Linked DNA regions of Homo sapiens: region 1 is linked to region 2. A link is an interaction called in ENCODE POLR2A ChIA-PET data of the cell type or tissue named here. Cell type or tissue: MCF 10A. All regions are shown on one strand. Links, peaks and the distances in the headings refer to the core of each region. The heading gives the core; the rest is flanking DNA.

What was found. ChIA-PET counts read pairs that join two places held together with the same protein. Peaks named below come from ENCODE experiments on the same cell type or tissue, not always from the same donor. Only the 100,000 strongest peaks of a DNase experiment are listed, where the experiment ranks them.
Region 1: POLR2A ChIA-PET joins it to region 2 with 5 read pairs; 4 of 35 experiments call an interaction of 5 or more read pairs at or near these places.

Annotation. Positions count from the first base shown.
Region 1 is chr2:222,762,412-222,766,803 of GRCh38, reverse strand. The region is part of intron 2 of LOC105373903 (a long non-coding RNA gene); the gene reads right to left. Among named protein-coding and RNA genes, the nearest start is that of MOGAT1, 93 kb to the right of the region's middle. In MCF 10A, for the core only: no CTCF peak of the experiment used is centred there; no DNase peak of the experiment used is centred there.
Region 2 is chr2:222,826,078-222,830,469 of GRCh38, reverse strand. No RefSeq gene overlaps it. Among named protein-coding and RNA genes, the nearest start is that of ACSL3, 33 kb to the left of the region's middle. In MCF 10A, for the core only: no CTCF peak of the experiment used is centred there; DNase peaks (open chromatin) are centred at 1,699 and 2,849.

The DNA.
Region 1 (4,392 bases), core at 187-4,186, 64 kb after region 2:
AAGAACTTTAAACTTAATACATGCGCATTTTGCTGATAATTGAGAAGAAACAGTCATTCCCATCAAACCAATAATATTAGACTTGTCCCATCCAACAAAAGATTACTAAGTCATGTGAACTTGAAAAGCATCTGGCTTATTTAATTAATTTATGAATGCTCCTTTATTTATAAGCCAAATTTGTACTATAGACAATACACAAACAGATGTGTGTACACATGTATACACAAAAATATAGACAGACATAAGGATTTTATAGCTTTAGTTTTAAAACTTTAGCCATGAATCAGGTAAAACTCACTAGTTTAAAGGGTCAGTTGGATTCAAACTGTATCTCTACAAATGGAACAGGCTGAAACTTATCTTCTCCACATGGCTGAAACCCTTACCGAATTTTAGAGAAAACGAGGTAGCATATTTACACTCTAGCACACTCGGAGAACTCAAGCCTCTCCAAGAAGCCTGGGCATTTTAAAGGGGAATTGAAACGAATGCCAAGGTAACATAAATCATAGGAATAAATTAAAGCAAGTGGGACTGGTTCCTTGAACAGGAATCGAACTTAGCCTGCAATGGTAAAGGACTAAATCCTAGACAATGTTCTAGAGTGGAGAGCCTTTCTTTTTTCTTTTCTTTTTTTCTTTTTGAGACAGCGTCTTGCCCTGTCACCCAGGATGGAGTGCAGAGGCACAATCACAGCTCACTGCAGCCTTGACCTCCTGGGTTCAGGTGATCCTCCCACCTCAGCCTCCCAAGTGGCTGGGACTACGGGTGTGCACCACCATGCCTGGCTAAGTTTTTGTATTTTTGGTAGAAATGGAGTTTCACCATGTTGCCCAGGCTGGTCTCGAGCTCCTGGGCTCAATCAATTCTCCCACCTTGGCCTCCCAGAATTCTGGGATTACAGACGTGAGCCACTGTGCCCATTCCTTTTTTAAAATCCTACAGGGAATCCAAAGCAGGTAGTTTGAGCATTTAAAGAGTTTTAACTTATTTCAGATCTTATTTCAGCTGGAATGCTGCTTACCTAATTCGCTGGATGTCAGCATTTCAGACAAGATTTACCTTTCCAAGGGACTTCAGGACATTTAAAGAGTATTTTCTGATATTGGGTCAGTAAGTCATTAGTGCCATTAATTAATGCTAGTTTACAAAAAACTTGTTAAATCTGTATTTTTATAACCTCAGTAATTTTATTCTCATTCTGTAGTTGTTTTATTTGTTTCTTCTGTTCTAAATCTTAATACATTTCTTCCTTTTTGACCATCGGTTTTCCAATTAACTGTTTAATTGCCTAAACAATGGTCAGCTAAGCAACCCAAAATCTGCACCCTCAAATGGATGGCTTCTAGGTGAAACAAGGCAGAAAAAATGTATTCATACATCTCATCTCAAAAGCAGAAAGCATGGCCAGGTGCAGTGGCTCACGCCTGTAATCCTAGCACTTTGGGAGGCCGAGGAGGGGGGTTCAACTGAGGTCAGAAGTTCAAGACCAGCCTGGCCAATATGGTAAAACCCTGTCGCTACTAAAATATAAAATTTAGCTGGGAGTCATGGTGGGTGCCTGTAATCCCAGCTACTTGGGAGGCTGAGACGTGAGACGGGAGAATCGCTTGAACCGTAGAGATGGTGGTTGCAGTGAGCTGATATCGCACTACTGCAGTCCAGCCTGGGCAGCTGAGCGAGACTCTGTCTCAAAAAAACAGAAAAACAAACAACAACAATAACAACAAAAAGCAGAAAGCCAGACTTCAGGCCTAAATATTGTACCATAATTTGCCCAAACCTAGAGAGTATAGCTGAAAGCTCAATTTCAAGACACGTTGGCCAGGAAAAGCACCTAAACGAAGGTAAGACTTGTCTCAGCCCTCCCCTTTTTCCAGGTGCACAGAGGCAGACATCCTCACAGAAGGAGATTTCCTTTATGGATATAAATCGTTTTAACAAAAGTCTTTAAAAATAGCCAGTTGAATGCCAGAAAGGTATATTTTGGAGACCCATCTGGTTCAAGGGTGTTTGTTTATTTTTTAAAAATTTAGCTTCTGGCCAGACAGGGTGTCACACCTGTAATCCCAGCACTTTGGGAGGTCGAGGTGGGCGGATCACAAGGTCAAGAGATTGCGACCATCCTGGCCAACATGGTGAAACCCCATCTCTACTAAAAATACAAAAATTAGCTGGGCATGGTGGTATGCGCCTATAGTCCCAGCTACTCAGGAGGCTGAGGCAGGGGAATCGCTTGAACCTGGGAGGTAGAGGTTGCAGTGAGCCGAGATTGCGTCACTGCACTCCAGCCTTGCAACAGAATGAGTCTCCGTCTAAAAAAAAAAAGAAAAAAATATTAGCTTCTGGCCGGGCACAGTGGCTCATGCCTGTAATCCCAGCACTCTGAGAGGCCAAGGCAGGTGGATCACCTGAGGTCAGGAGTTCAAGACCAGCCTGGCCAACATGGTGAAACCCTTTCTCTACTAAACAAAAAAAAATTTAACTCGGTGTGGCGGTACATGCCTGTGATCCCAACTACTTCGGAGGCTGAGGCAGGAGAATCGCTTGAACCTGGGAGGTGGAGGTTGCCATGAGCGGAGATCACACCACTGCACTCCAGCCTAGGCGACAGAGAGAAAGACTCAGTCTCGAAAAAAAAAAAAAAAAAAAAAAGAATGAAAAATGTAGCTTCTATTTCTTAGTTAAAATTACCGAGTTTAGCAGAGAACCAATCAAGCAAGATGGTGAAAAAGGCATTCTGTATGTATGGACTCAGCATGGGCAGATCTGAAAAAGAAACAAACCTACTTAACCTGAGGGCTTACCTTTTATAAACACTTTATATGTACAAATACCCAGGACAGCTTTCTTTAACCTTTAGAACACAACAGTAACTAAGCCAAAAGATTAGCAGATTCAATTTTCCTTATCACTTAAGCTTTTCATTTACCTTTTATAAAGAGTCTTTTAAAAGAGGCAATTTGCCGGCACAGTGGCCTTAACACCTATAATCCCAGCACTTTGGGAGGCCCAGGCAGGAGAATTGCTTGAGACCAGGAGTTCAAGACCCTGTCTCTAATATAATAAATACAACAATTAAATCAAAGAGGCAACACAATATGAAAATATGTTCAGAAGCTTTCGCACATCAATAGGCATCCTTCAGTGAGACAAATTTGGGAGCCCTTATTTAAGAATGCACTTTGTCTTTTTTATTTGTTTTATTTTTTTTCTGAGACAGAGTCTTGCTCTGTCACCCAGGCTGGAGGGTGGTGGTGCGATCTCAGCTCTCTGCAACCTCCGCCTCCCAGGTTCAAGCAATTCTCCTGCCTCAGCCTCCTGAGTAGCTGGGATTACAGGTGTGCATCACCACGCCTGGCTAATTTTTGTATTTTTAGTAGAGATGGGGCTTCACCATGTTGGCCAGGCTGGTCTGGAACTCCTGACCTCCTGATCTGCCTGCCTCGACCTCCCAAAGTGCTGGGATTACAGGCGTGATCCTCCGCACCCAGCCACAGATAACTTTTTAAAATTAAGAACTGTTCTTTATCTTGTTATGATGATCTCAAGATTGTATACTATTACCCAAAGTCATCAAACTTTTCACTTAAAATTGGCCAGTTTTATTGTATGTAAATGATACCTTACAAAACAGGAAAAATGATGCTATAGAATACCTGATGGCCAGAAATTTCAGTGTTTTGGGAGGCCAAGGAGAGAGGATCACTTGAGCCCAGAAGTTGAAGTCTGTAGTGAGCTATAATTGTGCCTCTGTACTCTAGCCTAGGCAACAGAGCAAGACCCTAACTCTGTCTCTTAAAAAAAAAAAGAAAGAAAGAATAGCTGATGGAATGAAAACATGTAATTGACATATAAAGCAACTGAGGAAATTTTAAATTAACTCATATGGTATAATTCTATATATATTACATATGTATAAAGAGAAATAATATAAAATCACATGAAAAGTATACACCAAAATGCTAACAGTTTTCAGTTTTACCTCTGGATGGATGAGACTATAGAGAAGCTATCTTTTTGTATTAAGTTTTTTCTATATTTTACTTTCACAACCTTTTTTTTAAGATTTTTTTTTCTTTTAATTAAAAAAAAAAAAGGTCTCACTATGTTGCCCAGGCTGGTCTCAAACTCCTGAGCTCAAGTGATCCTCCAGCCTCAGCATCCCAAAGTGCTGGAATTCAGGCATGAGCCACTGCACCCAGCCTTAAAAATATTTTAATGTAGGAAAATTTCTTCAATAACACATGTGGTAGTCAATGACTGGGACGGCCACTGTTTTTCAGCCAGAAGTGTTTTGTGAATGTAGGAAACACAATCAGGAAAAAGTCACTGAAAGTGTGTGAGCTAGTGAAGCTTTTGTCATGAGATACAATCCCCGTTCATCTC
Region 2 (4,392 bases), core at 168-4,167:
AAGCCCAGGCTGTGAGAAAAGGCGAGGATTCACAGGCATGGTTTTGAGGAAGAAGGGGCTTTATTTTTACCCTAGGTGATGACAGCTAGACCTAAACAAGGGCAATGACAAGGAGGAAGACTGCTGTGTGTGCTGAGATAGGCTGGGATGGGAGTGTCTATCTCAAGGGAGCAGTCTGCTCCACCTGGATAGATTCTTTTTTTCTTTTCTTTTTTATTAATTTCCAAATAGGTACATATCCCATCTTCTTTTGCCATTGACTTAGTTTGGGTCTCTGCAAAAGCAGAGCCAGGATTTGAGTGCAGATAATTTATTTATTTATTTATTTTTTAAGACAGGGTCTCATTCTGTTGCCCAGGCTGGAGTGCAGAGGTGCGATCTTGGCTCGCTGCAGCCTCGACCTCCCCAGGGTCAGATGATCTTCCCACCTCAGCCTCCCGAGCAGCTGGGACTACAGGCGCATGCACCATGCCCAGCTAATGTTTGTACTTTTTTGTAGAGATGGGGTTTTGCCATGTTGCCCAGACTGGTCTTGAACTCCTGGGGTCAAGCCATCCAGCAGCCTTGGCCTCTCAATTGCAGGTATAGTTTAATCGGTGGTGATCCCAGGTAGCAGGAGTGAGAGAGAAGTCAGAGATAAGAAAGGAGGAAGCCTGGGTGCGGTGGCTCACACCTGTAATCCCAGCACTTCGGGAGGCCAAGGCGGGCGGATCACCTGAGGTCAGAAGGAGTTCGAGACCAGCCTGGCCAACATGGTGAAACCCCATCTCTACTAAAAATACACAATTAGCTGGGCGTGGTGACACACGCCTGCAGTCCCAGCTACTCGGGAGGCTGAGAAAGGAGAATCACTTGAACCCGGGAAGGGGAGGCTGCAGTGAGCTGAGATCACGCAACTACACTCCATCCTGGGCAAGACAGAGCAAGATTCCATCTCAAAAAAACAAAAAAACAAAACAAACAAACAAACAAACAAACCACTTCCTTTTTCCTCTGTGGAGTTCTGAAGCAACTGAGACATAAGACACAGGGAGTTGACAGATGGAGGGAAAGTGGCAGTTGATGGGAGAACATGAATTTACACCTGTAGCCAAAGGCAGGGCTGGCTAACATTCCAGCCCATCTCACGCAGTGTGAACTGTAGGACAGAGCACCTTGGCAGGTGCACCTATCTGGAATCACTGCCTTGCACTGGTCTGGTAGAGAGGAAAGAGAATGAATCTCTGATGAATGCAGCCTTGCAGCTTTTAAGTAAATTAATTTTACACAATCAAGGAACATGCACCACTAGGTGTGGAATCCTCACTATCACCATTAAGTAACTCACTTCTAAGATAAATGCATTATTCTAATGGAAGTTCCTCCAGGTGGAACAATGGGAAAAGGCAAAAGAAGCTTTCCCCAAAATTGTGAAAACAAAATGAAACAGCAGAAGGAATGCACACTAAAGTTCCTCCGGCAGTTTTTACTGTTGTTAATATTCCATTTGACATTCAACTACATTTGTACAGTTCGCTTTGACAATTAAGAGCAGCGTTGTTTCTGTAAGACCTGTAATCCAACTAGACTCTAAGTTCAGGAAGGGTCTGTGTCTTAGTTTCTTTTTAGGGATTCAGAAAAGAACAAGTTGGGAGTTAGAAATACTGAATTCGGATGGGTGCGGTCACTCACCCCTGTAATCCCAGCACTTCGGGAGGCCAAGGTGGATGAATCACTCGAGCCCAGAGGTTTAAGACCAGCCTGGGCAACATGGTAAAACCCCGTCTCTACGAAAAATACAAAAAATATTAGCCAGGCGTGGTGGCCTGTGCCTGTGGTTCCTGCTACTCGGGAGGCTGAGGTTGGAGCTTGAGCTTGAGCCTGCGAGGTAGAAGTTGTAGTGAGCTAAGATTGTGCCTCTGAACTTCAGCCTGGGTGGCAGAGTGAGACCCTGTCTCAAAAAAAAAAGAAAACCTAAATTCTACTACTAGTTCCCAGTAAAAATGTAGTTCTATTAGCATAGTCTTCTAGATCCATTCAAATCTTGTTTTTTTTTTTTTTTTTTTTTTTGAGATGTAGTCTCGCTCTGTCACCCAGGCTGGAGTGCAGCGGCACAATCTCGGCTCACTGCAAACTCCGCCTCCCAGGTTCAAGGGATTCTCCTGTCTCAGCCTCTCAAGTAGTCCTACAGGGGCACGCCACCATGCCCGGCTAATTTTTTTGTACTTTTGGTAGAGATGGGGTTTCACTATATAGGTCAGGCTGGTCTTGAACTTCTGCCTCAGCCTCCCAAAGTGCTGGGATTACAGGCATGAGCCACCGTGCCCAGCCCCATTCCAAATCTAAGTCTTAGTTTCAGAATTACTTACTAAATTGAATTTAATAGACACTGTTAGGATAGCTGGGTTTCATTGTGACCTAATAATGAAAATAAGGTTTGATATTTAGTAATGCTGCAGTGTACCATGGGAGAGAGAGGCCCGTGGAATAAGCACTGGTTTTGGCATTGGACAGACCTAGGTTTACACCCTGGTTCTGTTGCTTTCCACCTTGAGAAATTCACTTGGCCTTTCTATGCCTTCATTTTATAATGGTAAAATCATAATTCTTACCTTAGTGGTTTGTGTAAAGAATTAATAACCTAATGTAAGTAAAATGAATAACTTAGTGCCTAGTAGGCATTCAATAAATGGCAGTGATTACATTTGTTATCTAAGGAGATAATTTAAAAGTGCCATTAAAAGATACTTTGTTTGAAAATTGGAGCTTCCCAAGGATTATCTGTGAATAGCTAATTAACTACCTGGAAAACTCCCAGGCATTTCTAGGTGAGAGTGGGTGGAGTTAGTCATATGCCTATAAAGAAAAGCTCTTGGCAGACCTGTGTATCAGCAAGGAAAATTACTCAAACATCGTCCCCTCTACTCCCATTACCTCTGAGCACACTGGCTCTGCCTGGGTTCAGCTCCACCAGGCCCAGCATCTTCACTCAGTCTTTTTTTTTTTTTTTTGATAAGGAGTCACTCTGTCACCCAGCCTGGAGTGTGGTGGCACAATCTTGGCTCACTGCAACCTCCACCTTTCGGGTTCAAGCGATCCTCCCACCTCAACCTCCTAAGTAGCTGGGACTACAGGTGTGCACCACCATGCCTGGCTAGGTTTTGAATTTTTAGTAGAGATGAGATTTCACCATATTGGCCAGGCTGGTCTCTAACTCCTGGCCTCAAGTGATCCGCCTTCCTCGGCCTCCCAAAGTGCCGGGATTATAGGCATGAGCCACTGCGCCCAGCCTATAACTCAGTCTTAAGAGAAGATATGGGAAAAAAAGCACAGAACTGGGCACGTAAATATATATTAAATGAACAAATGAATGAACAAAATAGTGAAATGATGGCTGAATGAATTACATCAACAAAGGTGTAGAAACATATGTTTTGCCCTGCAGAAATGGCCAGAGACAACAGGCTACTCTGGAGGACATAAATCTAAAAGCAGTCAAGTAGGTTGTCAACATCTAGAAACCTATTTTCTATATCCCAATGTCTTCCACTAAAATTCAATGGGAAAGAAAAGAGTATGGAGAGGAAGGGTGTCATGCCCCATCACCATCCATCCAACTATGACCCCATCTCCTGCCATTAGGGTACAGCAAGCACTCCACCTCTGCCTAAGGAATCAACCTCACTTCTGGGAAGGGGGTTGGGGTGCTAGATCTAAGATTTATCAACATGTTCCATCCCCTTGGCCACAGAGATTGGCTCAGGGATAGACAAGTGTGATATTCTGATTTTATATATATATATATATATGTTGGTTTTTGTCCATGGCTCCTGGCTCATAACTCTCATAGCCCTTGCTGCAGTCTTTTGTTATAATGTCAGGGCACTTTAAGCCTCAGAAGCAGGTCTTAAGAAATAGAATCTCTCTCTCTAACCCTCTCCTATTCTCTTTTCACCTGCCCAAGACAAAACTCTAAACTCATTGTGGGTCAAAAGCCCCTCCTTGAATGGCGTGAACCTGGGAGGCGGAGGTTGCAGTGAGGTGAGATTGTGCCACTATACTCCAGCTTGGGCAGCAGAGCAAGACTCCATCTCAAAAAAATAAAATAAAATAGAATAAAATAAAATAAAATACATTAAAAAAATAAAAAATAAAAATAAAAATAAAGCCCCTCATTCCAGAGAGGGTCCTGCCCCACATCCTAGAGGAAGGAACGCTACACAGAGAGGGCAATCATGCTTATCTAATGAAGCCTCCATTCAAAAAAAAAAAAAAAAGACAGGTTCAGAGAGCTTCCAGATAGCTGAACACATGGAGGTTCCTGGAGGGTGGAAGGCACAGGGAGGGCATGGAAGCTCCACACCCTTTGCCCCAGACTTCACCCTACACATCCCTTCATTTGTATCTTTTGTA